Linked DNA regions of Mus musculus: region 2 is linked to region 1. The links are chromatin loops, found by intact Hi-C in ENCODE. Cell type or tissue: heart. All regions are shown on one strand. Links, peaks and the distances in the headings refer to the core of each region. The heading gives the core; the rest is flanking DNA.

Region 1 (4,385 bases), core at 126-4,125:
AGTAAAGGCTATACAAACCAAACAATATTGTAAAGAATTTAAATCTGGTGATACTTTTATTTAGAACTCACCAGATATGTTTATCAACAAAACCTCACCAACTGACTTCAAATAATATGGGGCGGGGGGATCAAGGCTTAAATCTGTATCTTTAAGCATGAATTACATTCTTGTACAACTTATTACCTATTTCTGATATTTTTTTAAACCCCCTCCTTGCTATATTGTGTGGGCATTTGGGCATTAGTAGTTAGGCTGCAAAGAACTCTCATAATGAATACTTATGTTTCGGGTACTACTAGGTGGTTTAAGAAGTGTCAACAATTTGAAATTTAAAACAGGTGGTAATTATGGTTGGACCAAATGGTGCTAAAAGGTTTTGTAGCTTCATTTTTTTTAAGAATGGAAGTGATTTAATGCAACCCCCACAAACATGAATAGAAAAGATAGCAGACTAAATAGCGAGGGCCAAGGAGTACTTAGCTTCTCTCCTTAGTCACTAGTTTTCTGGAATCTTAAGGTACGTTTCACAGATAAGATTGCACAGCATTTCAGAGTGGAAAGGGATGTTGTAGAGTTTACGAGCAGATGAGAAACTAAAGGCTAACCCAGTTATCGGCCAACTTAAAATCCACCGATGCTTTAGTTTTTAAATAAATATGCAAAAAAAAATTTTTTTCTTATGTGGTTGCTTCTATTTGGAGTTTCTAAATCAATTTTTGTTTATCCTCCCCGCCTCCAATTTAAGCTAAAACGTGTGTGTGTGTGTGTGTGTGTGTGTGTGTGTGTGTGTACAGGGCCCCTAAGGAGAATCAGCACACATCTTGTAGATGGGGGTGGGGGGAGGGGGAGGCGGGATACAAACCTGTTTCTTGAATCGACCCCAATACATTTCAAAGTTTCCCCCAACACACACACATTTTTTTTCTCTCAAAAGAAACAGAAATCAACAGTCTATGAGCTTGGTTTTCTTTTGAAAAAAAATTTTTTTTAATTTTTAATTAAAAAAATCCTAATCTTTTTTTTTTTTTTTTTAAACTAGGCAAGACCGAAGTTTGAGGTAGACGAGCAGGCGAGCCGTTTGCCCGGGCGCAGAGCATGAAGGCCGGGCGGGCGCGGGGAGCGGGCGCCCGCCGCCCGGCGCGGGGGTGAGCGAGAGAGAGAGCGGAGCGCGTGTGGCCGGCGCCGCTCGGCCTGGAGCTCCCGCGCCCGCGCCCCGCGCCCCGCGCCCGCCGCCGCCGCCGCCGCCGCCCCTGGTGCGATGGCGCAGAAACCCCGTTGACAAGGCACTGCTTTTTCATGACGGTGAGTTTCCCTTTGAGTGTATTATAATTTTGTGATAAAAATTTCAAGGAGAGAGAAAAAAAACACACACACACACAACCTCCTTCCTCTGCCTCTTTTTTCCTTCGGGGAGGGGAGAAGCGAGGGAAGGAGAAGGGGGTGGGGGGAGAGGAGAGGAGAGGAGGAGAGCTGGAGATAGATCTCCAGCCAGACAGAAAAGAAAGAGGAGCAAATTAAACACCGAGTTGCCAAAACCAGGATATTAGGTTTCAGCCCAGAGAGCTATTGGCTAAGGCTGTGTTTTTTTTTTTTTTTTTTTTGGGGGGGGGGTGGGTTTGTGGGTGGGTGATGGTGGTGGTGGGTGGATGTTTAATGGACACGGAGAAAAGGGGAATCGAGTGTGGATGCCTCTCCCGGCGCCGCCAGGGCCCTGGGAAGACCAAGTTCAGTGTCTCGGGCGGGGGCGCGGGCGGGCCGGGGCCGGGGGGCGCCGCGGCCGCGTGGGGGGCCTGGCGCCTGCCTATTTTCCCCCCCTTCCTTCTTCTTCTTCCTCCCCCCCCCTCCTCCATCCGCGGATGCAAATTTCTGGAGCGGGGAGTGGGAGAGCCCGGGAAGGGGGGGTGGGATAAAAAAGGAGGGGAGGTGGCAGCGTGGCGGCTGGCGCTGGGGAGGGGATGGAGGGGAGGGGAGCCTTTTAATGACTCATTGATTGAGCCGCTTTCAAATTAGTTGTGTGCGCCGAGTGTGTGTGTGTATGTGTGTGTGCGCGCCGAGTGTGTGTGTGTATTCCGCCCCCCGGAGCCGCCCGGGGAGCCGCGGAGGAGGGAGCGGGGCTCGGCGAGGGGAGGACGGCGGCGCGGCGGGGCGGCGAGCAGGGGGCGAGGGAGGGCCTGGAGTGACGGCGGCCGGGCGAGAAAACTCAGCTTCTCCAAATCTCCTCCCCTCGCCGCTCGATCCGCACAGACCCCTCGGTCCCTTCTCTACCGCTCGCTGCCTCCGAGGCTCCCGGGTGGGGAGTCCGCCTTTCCGTGCTTCTCGGAAGGGGGGAAAATGGAGCCCGCGTCGGCGGAGGAGACGGGAGGGAAGGCCCGGGTACTCGCTTAACGTTTTCACCCCGGCGGTTTCCTCTTGCCCGCCGCCGCACCCGCGCGTCCGGGGAGAGGCCGCGGCTGGGGCCTGGGCACCGCGAGGCCCGCCGGCTCCCTAGGCCTCATCCCCGGCCTGGGCCGCGGAGCAGGCCGGGCCTGTCGTAGCCGTTGCCGGGCCAGACGCGAGGCCTTGCCGAGGATCCGCGGCCCAGGCCGGGGACGAGCGAGCGTCCCCGCTGCAGGCTCGGCTCGCCGGTGCGGAGGCCACCCGCAAGGCCCCTGCCAGGCGGCGGGACGGAGGGCGGTGGCTGGCGGGGAGCGCTTTTTGTGCCTTGGTGATCCTTTTATTGTGTCTTGATTTTTTTTTTAATTTTGATTTTTTTTTTTTGGTTTTGTTTTTTAGGGTTTTTTTTTTTTGTTTGTTTTTTTGCTTTTTTTATCCCGGCCCAGAGGGCTTCCCAAGTCACCCCGAAAGCGGCTTCTGGGGGTGGGGGCGGCGGGCCGGAGGACGCTAAGATGGCGCTCGGCCTGGCCTGTAGCCAGGGCTGGTGGCGCAGTTGCTCGGCGGCCGCCATCTTCCCTCGCGGCCCGGGCGGCTCCCGGAGTCCGGGAGCCAGGAGCGGGCCGCCGGCTCCCGAGGATGGAGCCGAGGCCGCGGAGACCCCCAGACCCAAAAGGCTGGCTCGCCGCGTTGGGGCTTGAAGGGGCTGAGGTGGTGACGGTTTGCTTTCGGTCGCTTGTCTCGGGCCGAAAATAGTGGGATGTGGTCGGGTTCCTTGGTTGATGGCGTCCCTCCCTGCCTCCGCTCATCCCCCCCGTGTTTTCCTCTTTGATCTCGGGATGGACGGCATAGTCTTTCAGGCTCGGCCGAGGGCAAGACTTTGGGGACCCCCTTGCTTGGTTTTCCTGATTCTTGGGGGTTAGAGCCCCAGCTGACAACGCTAAGGACAGGGTCGTTCTGCCTTCCCGGAACGTGCCCGGCCCAACTGTAATTCATTTAAACCGGTTGTAGTTAGTTGGTTGTTTTGTCAAACAGACCTGGATCTGGTCCCCAGAATGCAGGGACGAGACGGTTGCAAGTGACTTCTAGTTTGGGCCTTCAATGGACTTCATAGACTATCTTAATTAAATCTCTGATCGAAGAAACTCAGTTAAGCTTCAGAGTGTACTTTTTCATTTTGTCTGGTTTTTTTTGGGGGGGGGGGATGGGGGGAGTCCAGTCCAGGCAGGGTTTCTCTGTATTGCTCTGGCTGTCCTGGAACTCATTTTGAAGACCAGGCTGGCCTCGAACTCGGAAATCCGCCTGCCTCTGCCTCCCAAGCACTAGGGATTAAAGGTGTGCGCCACCACCGCCCGGCATACTTTTTCATTTTGTAAAAACCAAGTTTCCTTATATAGATAAATACCGGGCAGGTGTGTAGAGGTCTTAAAACGTTACAGGAGAGGAGGAAGGTCTGGGAAGCTCTGGAGGCACTGGGAGATGGAAATAGTTAATTTTCTAGTGGTTAAAAGTCACAGTGTGTGGTGCTCTTTGTGTCTGAATACAGTAGGTAGGCAGTGGATGTTAGGGACTGCCATACATTGAACACTTCCAGAAAGTGTTTAGTGCTTTAAATACTTGTGGCTTACTCATGACAGACTGTTTTTATTAATCTAGTTCAGGCTAGTAGCCATTTTAAGCAGCAAAAATTGCATTCCCCCACAAAGTTCCACACTGAATCTGACCATCAGAATTAACTGGGAGGTGCTTTAAAATACAGATCTGCCATCTCCATTATTTACCAAGATGAGCTGTGGTCAGTTTTAGCGTGGCACTCCACCTCCAGGACTGAAATTCCGGCCTCATCAGGGAGAAGTTGGAATGAGAGTCCATTGTTTGAGAGCCCATGGGGACAGCTAGTACTCTCGCCGATTTAGAACTAGACTGTACTAGACTAGAACTTGATGTGCGGGAGGGGGCAACATCGGATTTTCGGTCCATATTATTTTGGTTTGAGTGACAGCTCATTATTT
Region 2 (4,385 bases), core at 79-4,078, 150 kb before region 1:
CCACTCCCACTGCTACCGCCTGCCGCCTAGCTGTTCCAGAGTATTCACGTGGTCACCTGCAGCTGGACTCCGGAAGATGATTTGGCGGGAATGGGCCCCTCCCCCTTCTTTATAACCCCGTGTTCCCAAATATTAAAATTGAGCTCTGATCAGAATCTTGTCTTAGCTCCATCCTTTCTCCCGCCGCCTAGATTCCCTCTTTTCTTCCAGATTCCAAGATGCCTTCCAGGCTCGAACCTGGACATGTGAGCCGCTGGCCGGCCCCAACACATAAAGAGACAAGGGATCCCTAGACAAGCTAGTAGCAGGCCTAGCCATCTCTGTAGCTGTGAGTTTGATTGACACGCTCAACCTCATGGAATAAGGATGACTCCCATCACTAATCTCCCGGTGCATGTATCCACACATATACAAAAATGGGGAAAATAAGCTGAGTGTGGGGGTACAGATCTCTCATTCCAGTACTCTGTGCGGCAGAGGCAGGTGGATCTCGGTGGGTCTGAGGCCAGCCTGATCTACAGGGTAAGTTCCAGGATATACAGGTCTACATAGTGAGATCTTTCAAGAAAATGGAAAAAAAATAAAAAAAAGAATAAAAATGTTCCTGGGTATGGTGGTGAATGCTGTTCCGTCATTCAGGAGACCAAGTCAAGAAGGTACCAAGTCCATGCCAGCTTGGGCTACATAGGAGATCCTGTTTAAAAACAGGCCTAGGAGTACATGGGAATTGAAAATGGAGCCATTAGATCATTTTTAGAAGGGCATGAAGGTAGGAGTGTGCGAAGGTGAGGGTGGATCTCAGAAGAAAGGGTTTATTGCAGCTCACAGATTCAGAGAGTGAGTCTACATCTTGGTGGGGGAGCCTGGAAGCAGGTAGGTAGGCATAGCGCTCAAGCAGTAGCTGAAAGTTTACAACTGACCCACAAGTAGTAGGCAGAGGTAGGAGCTAACTGGAAAGGGCTAGGACTTTTGAAACCTGAAAGCCCTCCCCTAGTGACACACCTCCTCCACACAGTTCCACCAGTGGGGAAGCAAGCATTTAAATATATGAGCCCCTTGAAGGGCCATTCTCATCCAGACCGCCACACACGCTCTTCCAGGGTCCCACTCCTGACTTTAGCTCATCTAATGCCTTTGTGTTCCCTAACCACAAAGGTACCACCATTTTGTGCTCTTCTCTTTGGCTACCAGGCTTTTAAGACAATGGCCCCCCCAAGTAATAGGAGTTGGAAAAGGCTGGGGAGTCTGGCATCAACCAGAGCTTGAGCTTGCCTCCCAGAAAGAGGTGTCTTACAGTTTCTACAACTTGCAAGAGAGACTGGAGTCAAGATAATGATGGACCAGCGATGGACTAGGACCACACCTTGACCAGGGCTGCCCTTTCTTTAAAACTAAACCTCATGTCAGGACTCTGAAAGGTAGTGAACTTGAGGGTGGGCAGATGGTCACTGGACCTTTTTGTCCCTCTCCCCAATGTGGCTATATCGAATAAGTCTCCTTTCTCTGTCTCTTCATTATTGCTTATCTCTTTAATTGTTATATTGAGGATATATGCTTGAGCCTAGCTTGTTAGAGCCGCAGGTTCCAAGGTCTAACCCTAACAACTCCAGTACAAGATACCAGCCTCTTCCTACAGGGCAATTAGGGTTTGTCTGGTCATCTGTGAGAGCCTAATCTTCTCCACGAAGATAATTTAAAAGATATTCAAATACATGTCACAAATTACAGTCAGTGTATATAAGCCTCCAATCGGTCTGCTTTTAGATCTGCTTCTGTCAGTATAGTCTTAAAGCAATGCAGCTAAAAAAAAAAAAATATCCAGTATTTCTTCTGTTGCTTTGTGGCCTGCCATTGAACCTTAAAGTCTTTTTTTTTTTTTTTTTTTTTTTTTTTTCCTTGACCTTTTGAGAAACTGCAAAAAACAATGGCAGTCGCAGCTCTAGCCCTGGCTCTCCCTCCGCGCAGCCGCAGGAGTAGGCAGGCTGGACGCGGAAGTAAGCGCGTGCTTCCAGGGTTGTCTGACTCTGAGAGTTGGTCTTTAAGTTGATTCGTTGGACGCCTTTTCTGATGCAACAAGACTTAAGGAAAGAAAAGGATATATATCAATCAATGGTCATAAATTAAATGTCTTGCAATTGTACCTTAAAACTTTTCAAAATCTCGGTACTAAATACACCTCGGTGACTAGTGCCAGGATGACAAGGCATTAGAACCTCCGGGATAGAACGCGCGATTCATTCATTCTTTTGACAATTGAGGGTTTATCAGATACCAGACTTTTGACAGACAGCTGTGTGTCTATCGCGCCAGGAATGATTATTCTTGGTGCTGGGGAGATAAAAAAAAAATGACAAGAATAAATAGGACTAAGAGACTAAGACGAGATCTCAAACGTTATTTCGTTCTTCTGGTGTCAAGCCCCTCTCACGGATTCTAAATTGTCTTTTTCCAGGCTTCCGCCAGGGGATGGACTACAACTCCCATGATACTCGTGTGCCGCTCCTTATTAGAGGCTTCGCTTCTCTCCCTGGCCGCTCAGGGGACGACTACAGTACCCAGAATGCCCTGCTCCCTCGCTTGGGTGTTTTTGCCCCTCTCTTGGCGTTGAACGCGGTAGTGGCTGTCCGGAGTGCCAGGCCTGGGGTTCTCGGTGTCCTTCCCCCGGTCACGGGCGAGGAGGCGACTTGACTTCTGGGCGCCGAGCCCGGGCGCGCGCGCAAGCGGCTGCCGTCCCCGCTGCAGGTTCGCGTCCCGCTTTGCTCCTCGCGCATCTCGGCTCGGCGGCAGCCCGGACGGCCCGGGACTGACGGCCCCAGGACAGGGGTGACCGTCGCGGCTGCGGGAGCAGAGGCGAAGCTGAGGCCCGGGGAGAGGCGACAGCGGCGAGAGCACCCGGGGAGAGGAGGAGGAGAGAAGATGGCGTCGGAGATGGAGCCCGAGGTGCAGGCCATCGACCGCAGTTTGCTGGAATGTTCTGCCGAAGAGATCGCAGGGGTGAGTGCGGGAGCCCGGGAGGGCTACGTCCGGCCCTCGTAGGCCGCGCCCCGGGGGAGGAACAGAGTCCTGGGAATCCCGGAGCCCGCCACTGACTTCGGCTAACAGCGGCGCTGGCCATGTCCCGTGGGGAAAAGGACCCAGGAGGCCATCGAGCCTGCTCCGCGCCTTCGGTGCTCAGATCCTCCTTATACGCGGCGACTCTTACTACAGAGCTTTCATTATCCCTAATTAGCTTCACTCTCCATTAAGTCTACAACACTTGGGTTTTTGCCCTATATGCTGGCTGTTGGAAGATGGGAGCGAGCGGCTTCCTAACGTTGTCGTATAAGCGCCCTACTTTACCTTCTGATGCCATTTCTTAGGATAAGCGGAGCAGTGTCTGCGCCGAAGGATTCTATCCTCTCCCAGCTCCAACTTTGTTGCTGGGGGGCGGGGAGGGGAGTTTACCCAGGCTGCAGGCAGCACAGTCCAACATTACCCCCTCGGTGCTTTTTTAAAAAGTTGTTTTGCACTTGTTTATTTCGTTAGATGGTAACCTTGGTGCCTGTGTGTAATGTAGTGGTGCCTCGACACGTTTGCTAAGCATGGAGGCTGGCAGATTTAAAAAAAAAAATACATAATTTTTCTAGGAGTTGGGAAAAGTTGGACGGAGAACAAACGTTATATAACTTTGAAAAAGCAGCTTTGGTGAACAGATGCAAGCTCATTAATGATAGCGTTGATCACAGCCTATCAGGAACCCTTAGGCCCTAAACTTAAGCCATTCAGACACAGTAAAGACTTAAAATGTAGTATCAACAAGCGCCGATACAAGTAGCAAAGTTACAAAGACAACAACTTTCAACAAACTCAGCGTCATCTTTTGCCAGTGAGGGCAGGGGACACCTATCAGAACAGATTGTCCACGGTGACTGTAAATAGCTCAGACAATTGGGAGCCTAGTCTCAGAGGCCTCCAGTTGAAAAAGCTCCCAGGAAATGAGTGACTCTTTATTTAACACATCATCACACAGGATGTTAGGGTCAGTAGTTGGGATGTGCCGTCGGTGATGAATATTTGGAGTGAATAGACCAGAGGAAGATAGTTTGGGTGAGGAAATGAGAGGGAAGTGGGGGTAATTTAAAAAAAACAAAACAAAACAAACCACTGTTGCCTGGTGAGTTTTAAGTTTTGTATTCTTGTGAGGCTAAGTAAGGTGTGAAGTCTGTTTTCCTGTACTCTGTGTGATATCACACAACCCAAGGATTTTTTTTTTACCTGATACCTCCCCCCATTTGCCTTTGATTTATCAAAGACATCTGGAAAAAGAAATGAAGGCTCTATTATAAGAAAACAGGAAAATAAATAATTAGTGACGTGGCTTGGTATCTCTGCTCGTGTTGGAGGCA

Evidence for each region. Hi-C counts contacts between places; a loop is a spot of excess contacts. Peaks named below come from ENCODE experiments on the same cell type or tissue, not always from the same donor. Only the 100,000 strongest peaks of a DNase experiment are listed, where the experiment ranks them.
Region 2: it touches region 1 in a loop (3-fold over the local background); 1 of 42 quality-filtered maps calls a loop at or near these places.

Annotation. Positions count from the first base shown.
Region 1 is chr17:46,855,356-46,859,740 of GRCm38, reverse strand. It overlaps a transcript of Bicral not described here. Among named protein-coding and RNA genes, the nearest start is that of Bicral, 26 kb to the right of the region's middle. In heart, for the core only: no CTCF peak of the experiment used is centred there; DNase peaks (open chromatin) are centred at 1,290, 1,810, 1,960 and 2,920; H3K4me3 peaks cover 3,721 bases; H3K27ac peaks cover 3,791 bases.
Region 2 is chr17:47,008,751-47,013,135 of GRCm38, reverse strand. It overlaps Ubr2 (ubiquitin protein ligase E3 component n-recognin 2), which reads left to right and starts at 2,604. Exons shown (of 47, transcript NM_146078.3): 1 at 2,604-2,994. The coding sequence starts at 2,917. In heart, for the core only: a CTCF peak has its summit at 2,453; DNase peaks (open chromatin) are centred at 1,965, 2,585, 2,965 and 3,925; H3K4me3 peaks cover 2,399 bases; H3K27ac peaks cover 2,544 bases.